Regions from separate parts of the Homo sapiens genome. Here region 2 is linked to region 1. The links are chromatin contacts, found by Hi-C or POLR2A ChIA-PET in ENCODE. All regions are on one chromosome and are shown on one strand. Each heading gives the region's core, a stretch centred on a gene start or an enhancer-like site at or near the end of the contact. The rest is flanking DNA. Distances are from core to core; before and after follow the strand shown.

What was found. A loop is a pair of places that touch in the nucleus more often than their neighbours do. ChIA-PET counts read pairs that join two places held with the same protein, here RNA polymerase II (POLR2A). Pooled maps may share reads with other maps.
Region 2: a loop to region 1 is called in a pooled map, with 1.9 times the contacts of the local background. The contact joins two enhancer-like sites. A Hi-C loop is called at or near these places in 1 of 37 single-sample maps with no recorded cell type and 8 of 50 pooled maps. POLR2A ChIA-PET finds 5 or more read pairs at or near these places in 1 of 52 experiments (activated B cell).

What each region holds. Positions count from the first base shown.
Region 1 is chr5:143,101,071-143,106,168 of GRCh38, reverse strand. All of the region lies in intron 17 of ARHGAP26 (Rho GTPase activating protein 26), which reads right to left. Among named protein-coding and RNA genes, the nearest start is that of ARHGAP26-IT1, 89 kb to the left of the region's middle. Within about 2 kb of position 3,583, at least 3 of the 41 ENCODE cell types and tissues checked have a DNase peak (open chromatin) inside an H3K27ac peak, as active enhancers do.
Region 2 is chr5:143,592,791-143,597,882 of GRCh38, reverse strand. The region is part of intron 3 of LOC105378209 (a long non-coding RNA gene); the gene reads right to left. Among named protein-coding and RNA genes, the nearest start is that of MIR5197, 85 kb to the left of the region's middle. RefSeq lists a cis regulatory region at 1,485-1,498 and enhancers at 1,420-1,564, 1,385-1,679, 1,443-2,642. Within about 2 kb of position 2,407, at least 9 of the 41 ENCODE cell types and tissues checked have a DNase peak (open chromatin) inside an H3K27ac peak, as active enhancers do.

The DNA.
Region 1 (5,098 bases), core at 2,334-4,833:
ATCCTGTTGCTATGTACCAGCATTTAGCTGGATTATATAAAGAGCTAAGTAATCATTAAGTAAGGGTGGGAAACAAGACAAACAACAAAAGAAAAAGTCACCCTTTAAAAAGACCCTTTGGGCTTGGTAAACTTGTGGGGAGAGGAAGAAACACAGTTCAGGGAGTCCTGCTACTCTGCGAAAAGTCAGGATTCAAATAGTTCATTATAAAAATGACCAAAAAAAAAAATCACTCATACTTGTACTCACCAAAAAAAGTCTCTTCTCTATTTGGCAATGGAAAATAAAAATTGGTACTTAAAAACAAACAGTGAGTGGCTTCAAGAAATGAGTTAATAAATCCTACACGTTACTTTCCCATAACGCCCCGGTGCAGCTACATGTTCTTCAGACTTCTGACGCACTGAAGAGAGGATGCCTACAGCCACGAACCTTGGTGATCAGCAGAATGCACACGTGGCATTTTCAGACATGCAGACAGATGCCACTCCCGCCAGGAACACAGTGCTGCAAGGCTATGAGACCTGTACCAAGGCTATGACACATGTACTTATATACCTGTACACACATGTCCACACACAAACGTCTACCCGGATGCATACCCCTTAAACATATATACACCCACATATGATTCCCACACACAGAAGAAAACTTACGCAATAAAATGCTTCTATCTTCGTTAAGACAGAATCATGTAATGACATTAGCTAATGTCAGTTTGGTCTTTAGGTTAGACCTATTTTTATATTTATTTATTTATTTATTTATTTATTTATTTATTTATTTATTTTTGAGATGGAGCTTCGCTCTTGTTGCCCAGGCTGGAGTGCAATGGCGCAATCTTGGCTCACACAACCTCCGCCTCCCGGGTTCAAGCGATTCTCCTGCCTCAGCCTCCTGAGTAGCTAGGATTACAATCATGTGCCACCATGCCTAGCTAATTTTTTGTATTTTTAGTAGAGACAGGGTTTCTCCATGTTGGTCAAGCTGGTCTCAAACTCCCGACCTCAGGTGATCCGCCCACCTTGGCCTCCCAAAGTGCTGGGATTATAGGCATGAGCCACCACACCCAGCCGATTAGGCCTATTTTTAAATAGCTTACCCTTTACTCTTTCTTTCAGTGCTATCGTTAGGGGGAAAAAAAGATACATGTTTTCTCTTTTATTTTCTGATAAATGAAAGTATTTACTGTGGAATAACTGATACAAAGCACAAAGAAAATAAAAATCACCAGTGATTCTACCATCCAGAAATAACTAAATGTTATTCAATGTTTTAAGGTATACGTGTCACATTCCATGTTTTTTTCAGACACACACACACTCATATTTCAAATCAAGTTGGAATCATACTGCAGACACCTAGTTTTATAACTTGTTTTTTACTGCATTACTATGAACTTTTCAAGTACCATTCATTGTCTCACTCAACATTGTTATGGTGGCACAGTGTTTCACTGTATGGGTATTCGATAATTTAGAAATCTCCCGTTATTGGACAGTCAGATTGTTTCCAATATTTTATTGTTTCCACTAATATTGCAGTGAATCTCTATGTACACAAATATGTGCATATATCTTTCTTTCCCTAGAATAAATTCATAGAAATAGAATTTCTGGATGAAAGGGCATACTTTTTTTGTTTTGTTTTGTTTTTTTGAGACAGGTTCTCACTCTCTCGCCCAGACTGGAGTGCAGTGGTGTGATCTCGGCTCACTGCAACCTCAGCCTCCCAGGCTCAAGCGATTCTCCTGCCTCTGTCTCCCAGGTAGCTGGGATTACAGGTGCGTGCCACTACCTGCAGGGTAATTTTTGTATTTTTAGTAGAGATGGGGTTTCACCATGTTGGTCAGGCTGGTCTCAAACTCCTGACCTCAAATGATCCACCTGCTTCGGCTTCCCAGAGTGCTGGGATTACAGGCGTGAGTCACTGTGCCTAGCCAGCATAAATATTTTTAATAGATATTACCAAACTGTCACCCATGAGATCTATGTCAATTTACATTCCCACCTAGAAAATTTTAATATGCCCATTTCCCTAGGACCTTTATTTTTCCTTTTGGTGCTTTCACTAGCACCAAAATAAGGTATTGCTATTTTGAAAGCTTTTATCTTAAGTTTCATTTCTCTCTTTTTTTTTTTCTCTAGGTCTATCCATGTTGTAACAAATAGCAGGATCTCCTTTTCTAAGGTTGAATAATATTCCATTGTGTGTATATATATATATTTTTATTATACTTTAAGTTCTGGGATACACGTGCAGAATGTGCTGGTTACATAGGTATACATGTGCCATGGTCGTTTGCTGCACCCATCAACCCGTCATCTACATTAGGTATTTCTCCCAAGGTTATCCTCCTCTTCCCCCTACCCCCTGTTAGGTCCCGGTGTATGCTGTGCCCCTCCCTGTGCCCATATGTTCTCACTGTTCAACTCCCACTTACGAGTGAGAACATGCAGTGTTTGGTTTTCTGTTCCTTCTCTTAGTTTGCTGAGAATGGTTTCCAGCTTCATCCATGTCCCTGCAAAGGACATGAACTTATTCTTTTTTATGGCTTCATAGTATTCCATGGTGTATATGTGCCACATTTTTTTTTTTATCCAGTCTAACATTCATGGGCATTTGGGTTGGTTCCAAGTCTTTGCTATTGTGAACAGTGCTGCAATAAACATACGTGTGCATGTGTCTTTACAGTAGAATGATTTATAATCCTTTGGGTATATACCCAGTAATGGGATTGCTGGGTCAGATGGTATTTCTAGCTCTGGATCCTTGAAGAATTGCCACACTGTCTTCCACAATGGTTGAACTAATTTACACTCCCACCAACAGTGTAAAATCGTTCCTATTTCTCCACATCCTCTCCAGCATCTGTTGTTTCCTGACTTTTAAAAGTTTCATTTCTTTGAAGAGTAATGATATTGAACTTTTTCCCATGTCTACTGATCCAGTGACTTTTAAGGTCCCAGGCACAATTAGTCTGCAGCAAAGCAAATCAAAAGAACAGGTAAAGAAGACGACATACCAGGCAAGGATGGCACCTTAGTTCTACATTTTAAAAATTTAATAAAGCTCTACACCTATTAAGGTATCCTTGTGTTTATAATCCATATATCTTTCACAAATTTTCATGGGGAAGAAAAATAGTTGGGAGATGTCAGATCCCCCCTGTGAAGCTGGGCAGACTCCACCAGACTCCACCATGGCACTTGGGAGGCATTATATAAACGTTTGTGGCTACCACAGAGACCAAAAATGGATTGTGCTGCCTCTTCCCTGGTCTATTTCATAGAGGCACTGGGATGCTGTAAGGACAAAGCAAGCAAGGGAGGTGAAAAAAGTACTGAAAATTATCAAGGGCTGTACAAAGCACAATGATAAGGAGAAGGAGGAGGAGAACTAATTTAAACAGAAGTTTCAAAGAGGCAGGATTGGAGTATATGCAGAGAACGTTATTAGTGAAGAATGCTTTGGTAAGAAAGCAAGCTTTCTCCTCTGGTATTTCATGAGCTGTGCAATGAAAGAGTCTCTGTCTCCCTAGAGCCCGGATGGGCGACGCAACAGGCACAGGGGTGTAACCAGGCCACAAAGTCCCAAACGCCAACTTTTAATTGTGTGACCGGCATGGGTCCAGCAGTGATTAGCAGAACCAAGCACTGTTGCTCAAGCTTTATGAGGATCAGCATTCTGAGTTAGGGGAGGAAAAAGATTGCCTCTGATAAGAACTTGTTCTAGGAGAGTCAAACAAGCACCCCTTTTCTGCATGTTTGGGGCCGACACTGAGGTCTTTAATGAAGGGAAACCTCTGAAAGAAATGGAGGTGGCATTTCTAGGAAGACCTGCCAGGGGAGACTCACACTCTGGTACTTGCTAGTGGAACAGACTGAAGTTTATCAGGAGGGAGCCCCAGGCCTGGAAGGCAGGAAGTGAAGAGAAGAGGGAGGGATATCTGGGCTGGAGCAGAGCAGTCTCCCCAGCCAGGCGCGCACTGTACGGGTTCTCTGTGAGATGTAGAGAGGGTCCCTTACTCACGGTCCTGCTGTCTATATCACTCAGAAACAAAACCACCACCAACCTACCCAGTTCCACTTACCACATAGTTTTGAATCATGGAAAAGGCTAGTAATTACTACAAAAAAAACATGCTGCAGGCTCCTGGGGCTCCTGGCTATTGTTTCATGTTCTCCAGACTCCAGTTCTATCAGCGCCACCACAGCCCCTAAGGAAAATAGAACCTGTTGCCATAGTAGCTGCTTCCCCCTTTTTAAGGAAGGCACACTCTAAGCCATTATGGAAGAAAAAAAAAAAAAAAGCTTTTATGTCATATGACGAACTTTCCCTTCTCCAGCTTCTCTCCCTATCTTGTCCAGTTAAATTTTGTGTAGAACATGCAGCAGAAATTGAAATGTCGACATTTCCATTAAGCAATGACAAAAAAATTAATCCAGTTCCCAGAGAGAGGGAGGTAGGAAGCAATTGTTCAAGGCAACAGTGTGTGTGTCTGTTTCAGGGAAATTAAAAAAAAAAAAGAAGGGAAAAGTAATTAAAGAAAGATATTACCTGAAGAGCATTATATCTGACAAACACCAAAGCACTGCCTGGTTGGATGTTAAGGAAAGGAGAGGGAAAAAAATCAGAAATGGTGACACCTGATGAGAAGGAGTCACCCCCAAAGAGCTAAGAAAACAATCACCTTTTGTTAATAAAAACCAAAGGAAAGAGTGAGGACTGTATGAAGGCCCAGGAAAGACACATTTAAGGCCCACTCCCTGAGCAGAAATAGAAGGTGTATGGGGCCACAACCCTACATCAAGAGACCTGTTGGTCCCCAGCACTGAAAGTGAAACAAAAAATTATGAGAAAGAGAAATGACACACTCGAACCAGAGTAATTTTCTGTTTTGCCCTCATCTCTAAAAATGCATCCTTCCTGCCAGACTCATTCTCATTCCTTCCTAACTCTCTTGCAATGATCCAAGAGAGAGGTGTTCTGGCATATGACGCATTCTCAGTGATGCTTCTCAAGTGAAGAATGGCTTCAGAACTCTTTGGTTTTTTGTTTGTTTGTTTGTTTTTTGAGATAGAGTCTTGCTTTGTTG
Region 2 (5,092 bases), core at 1,158-3,657, 490 kb before region 1:
AGAAAATTTGTACTTTATGTCTGTCAGGTATGAGGCACTGCTAGGAATGGGGGGATTCATCAATGATTCAAATAAGCATAGTTCCTGCCCTCAAGAAGCTTATAATTTTGTAGAGGAAATAGACAATAAACACCCAACTCCTCATTAATTACCACTGTGAAAGGAGTTACAGAAGAAACGTCAGAGTACAGTGAGCAGAGAGAGGCCAGCCACACTTGGTCAGTGAGATAAGAATGCCTCTTGCCCTCCACTGGTGAGCATCTCACTGAGTGCAGGGAGGCTGTAGAGATTGGACCCCGAGCATGTGTTTGATCCATTGGCTAGAGAAGAAACTTCTTTTGATCAAATCCTGCCACCCCACACCAGCTGTGTGACCTTGGGCAAGTTATAGCACCTCTAAGCGCCTTCATTTTCACATCGGTAAAATGTGTATAATAGTAACACCCATCTCATTAATGTATTGTGAGGATTAAAGAGAAAATAATTGTATGGCAATTTGAACTGTGCCTAGAAGGTAGTCCACACTAAATAAGTATTAACTACTATCATTATTAGAAGTAATATAATAATATTGTCTTAAAACCAGAGATCTGAATCTAATAAAAATTAAGAAAATATTAAATAGAATAAAACTATGCATATAATAAATACTAAATAGAATAAAATTGGAAAGATAGTAAAGAGGATATCAATACGTGGAAATACTCCAGGCTGATAACCAAGATGAATTTCATACCAGATTGCTAATGTGTCTGCCCATTCACCTACAAGATCTGCTGAAACGGCTCTCCTAAAAATGTCCCCATATCTCTTCATGGTCATCCTGAGTTGGAATTCCCAGAGTCAGAGAGACAAGAGTCTATTTTGGCTTTTCCCTGAAACTTAATCGAGTGTAGCTGGTGTTTTAGACATTGTATCCTGATATTTTAGCTCTTATTGAAGTTATTTAGGGTTTTTAGGAAGGGTCTTGGATTCTCCTCTTTTGCTAATTTTTGATGTATTATTATTAAATGATTGTAACCATCATTAGAATTCTATGTATTTATGTGTAAATTTAAAATATTTGTAACTTTAGTATTTAGAACTACTTTAAAACAAAACCATGTACAAGCCTATCCATATTCTTTCAGTTTCATTGTGGCTGGATACTATGTTGCCTTGAATTTTACCTGTTACTTGCCCAGCTTCTGGATTTCCAGTATCAGAACATTAGAGGTTCATATTTTCCATACAAAAATAGAAAAAGTCATAATGGCGTGAAAGTCCCTGGGAGATTCACCCTTTCTTCTAGTGTGGTGTCTCAGCAAGTTCCCAGGCATATCACAGGATGGGAAGGATGGGGAAATACTCACCTAGGGCACTTACAAGGAGATAAGAATGGGAGGGCAGAGGGAGTTGGTCACCACGCTTGAACAAAGGGAGAAAAATATGTACACCTCTCATGAGTCATCAGTGAAAGTATCCAGCATGCTCAGGGGGCCTCCTGAACTTTGAAACTTGGATTTAATCCAGACATGAAATATGGAAAGTCACTCTTTATGCAATGCTTTCATCACCACCTCCGTTTTGCCTCTCTTTCATCTCAGTTAAGAGATACAAGACAGGTTCTTGTAATGACTGCCTGTGATTGCCATGCTAACAAAACTATTTACATGGAAATTAGGAATCCCATGTAGAATTCCAGAATCAAAGGTCCTGTGGATATGGTAATCAAGAAAATGTCTTTATATCCACATTATTGTGCCCATATGGTTATGATGCCATCTGGGTGCTAATTCTAATGCTATTCTTTCATGAGATGTTTAATAGTGCTCAATATTATTGACTGTTTAGTAGGCAGTAGAATTAGAGTTCCAATTATATGAGGTCATAGCACTGGCTACATGAGTGACCAGAAAGATGACTTACAGGGATTCCAGAAAACACACACACACACACACACACACACACACACACGCGTACACATGCACGTACACATACATGTATGCACTCATCAGGTAACTCTTTAAAAATTACTTAAATTCCTGATGAAGAGGCTACCACTTCTAAACTAATAAATGTCATGTGGACAGATATCTCCTTAGTAGCTGGGCTCATGCCATCCCTGCCCAGAAAAGGGGGCTAGAATCCCACAGAAAAAGCAGAAGATTATGCCCTCTTAGGAACTATAGTCCATCCTCCCAAGGTTTTTTTCCCCTTTAAGCAAATCCTCCTCACAAAAGAAAGATATGTTTATTTGTATTTTCAGTTAAGTTGACTATTTATTCACATTTCCTGCTGATGAGTCATTTATGCAGTTTACTGAAAAAAATAAATTGGTCACTAAAGCACTGCAAAATTAGGGTTCAAAGACGCAAAACTGACGTAAGCATCAAATAGGTACAGGTTAAGAATTTAATCAGCAAATAGATCAGTCAGCACGCTAGGACAGTACTCACACAAAGACTGGGTTTTGTTTAATTCTTTTCCAAGGGATCAGCACAGCCAGCCTGTCTGGAGCACCTCTGTTGGTTTTGCTCATCAGATACTTGTAAACAGAGCAAACACAGATATTTGATCAAGAAACCAAACCCCACATGCCTGGAATCAAGTGTGAGAAAATATCTTGGGCTTACTCCCATGATGCCTGTGTAAAAGTCGCACCGTTTGTCTGTAAATAAAAGGCCTGAGTTTAGCAGAAGATCATAGGAAAATGCAGCAAATGCACCATGTTTACAATGTGCAAAGGCAGAGAGAAGCATCAGTTCTCAGCATGAGATTGTTGGTTATGCCTGTGGGGGAGCAGATGGGAGATCACTATTGATCTCTAAAGTAGCTGGGTCAGCCAGACATGTTGGCTCATGCCTGTAATCCCAATAATTCAGGAGGCCAAGGTGAGAGGACTGCTTGATCCCAGGAGTTCAAGATTACAGTCAGCTGTGATTGCACCACTGCACTCCAGCCTGGGCAACAAAGCGAAATGTGGTCTTTTTTAAAATAAACAAATAAAATGTAAAAGTGGCTGGGCCTGTGCTCCATATACAGACTCATTTGCCCTCTTCTCAAGAACTCATCTGCTTTTAAAACTGGAGGATGATTGTTATTTTTATTTCTTCTTCTGGATACATTTTTAACCAACGTTAGAAAAATCAACCAGAGAGACAAATATCCATATACATACAGTAGCTTCACTAAAATATCTAGGATGGTCGAAACTGTCACCAAGGAGCCTTAGAAATGGATATTAATAACATGTACTTACCATGTGCTAGGCACCACATATATTACCTGTGTTAATTAATCCTCAGAACCATGGAAGAGTTACCATTATTATTCTCAACTCATGGATGAAGAAAATGAGACATAGCTTTGCCAACATTCACAGCAAATAAAGGGTGGCCCATCTTGACTCCAAGTTCAAGGTCTTAGCCACTACTTTGCTGACGCCCATTGAAGATGAATCAAGCACACCTGCACCATATCCAGCTGGTTGTATTATATCCAGTCCTTCTTATTTTGCAAAGAACCAATTCTCCAAATTAAAAGTCTCTTAATATCACCCTAAATCTACAATCCATAAAACACACCTTTGATTTGTCATATACATTTTCTTTAATGAACAAAGACAAAACTTTGAAATTTTGTTCAATTGTTTGAAACAATGACCTCCACATGTTGCCTAACCTAACAGATGAAGTGAAACAATCATTTTATAGCTCCAGTTCTTTATCTGCTATTACAGCCTCCAGCGTTTAACAAACTGTCACAATGTAAATCCCACAAGGTTCTCTAGAGCTCACACAGTTCTGTGTCCACCAAGCACTGAGCCATGTTTATTGTATATGTTCACGCTTGTATCAGGTGCTGCAGGTGTGTTGGCTCCCCTAAAGGGAACAGACATTCCGGCTCCGTTCTTTTTCTCCTTTTACAAAAACTATTTTCAACTACCCCCTCCATCCACCTGCCCCTACAACCTCATTCTTCTCAAATTTGCATGCTTCAACAAGTGCGATACTGTTGAACTGCAGTAAAAGTTTCACTGTTTCCCAAGGCAGGTGGTGCCTATAACTTCACCAAGGCCTGAGAAAAAAAGGATCGCTTTAAAAGTCAGGCGCTGGGTTGTCTCCCTTTCCTTGTTGTCTGCTTGGGCATTCCCTGGTACCCCACTGTCTATAAAGGATGACTAGTGCTGAAAGATAGGAGAATGACCCACATTAGCCTTTATTTTCTAAAGCTAAGTTTAAAGTACTTGCAATAGATAATCAAAAGAACTGGGAATTTAACTCTGAGCATAGCAATTTTCACCTGATTTTCTTTGCCTTCCAGAAAAGTGCCTGAAAACAGGAGGTATGCAATAAGTAATTGCTGAATAAATAAATGAATGATGCATGGGTAAATGAATGAAAATGATCTTCTCTCCATTCTATTCCTCTTTGGGTGGCCAACTTCGCTGTAAACTTCAAGTCTTAACTTAAAGATCACTTCATCCCAAAAGGCTTTTTGTAACTGCCCCACCACCACCAAATTAGATGAGTTCCTCCATTCTTTGCGTTTTCTTTCATTATGCTAATCCCTGTAATAATTCATATAACGGTTATTTTAAGTACTTATTTATTGCCACTCTCCCTTCTAGAACATAAGCTCCCTGATGGAAATGATGGGGTCTGCTGTGTTCCCTGCTCTACCCAGCATCCAGCAAGTGCCTACCATCAATTACGCACTTGGTAAATATTGTTGAATAAATGACAGAAGTTGCTATACAACAAAGATTTAATCTAGAAAGCTCTGTGGACTTGGATAGACCCAGTCCAGAGAGCAGCATGTGTCCTCATGGTGCATGAAATACACCAAAAAGTTTTAAAATCTCTTGCAGGGGCTCTTGTTCCTGACCTTTTCTTTTCTTTTTTTTTTTTTTTTTTTTTTTTTTTTTTTGCTGGACTGCCTGACAGAGGTTTCTGTTTTCCTCATGCCCTGGATGTCCACACAGCTGCACACCGAGCACAGACTTATTCATAGGCAGCTTCCTGTCACGTGAGGGGCTCCAGATTTAGTTTTCTGCCACAGCCAACAGACTCAAAGGGCCCATGCCCACCTCTGCTGGTCCACAGGTTCA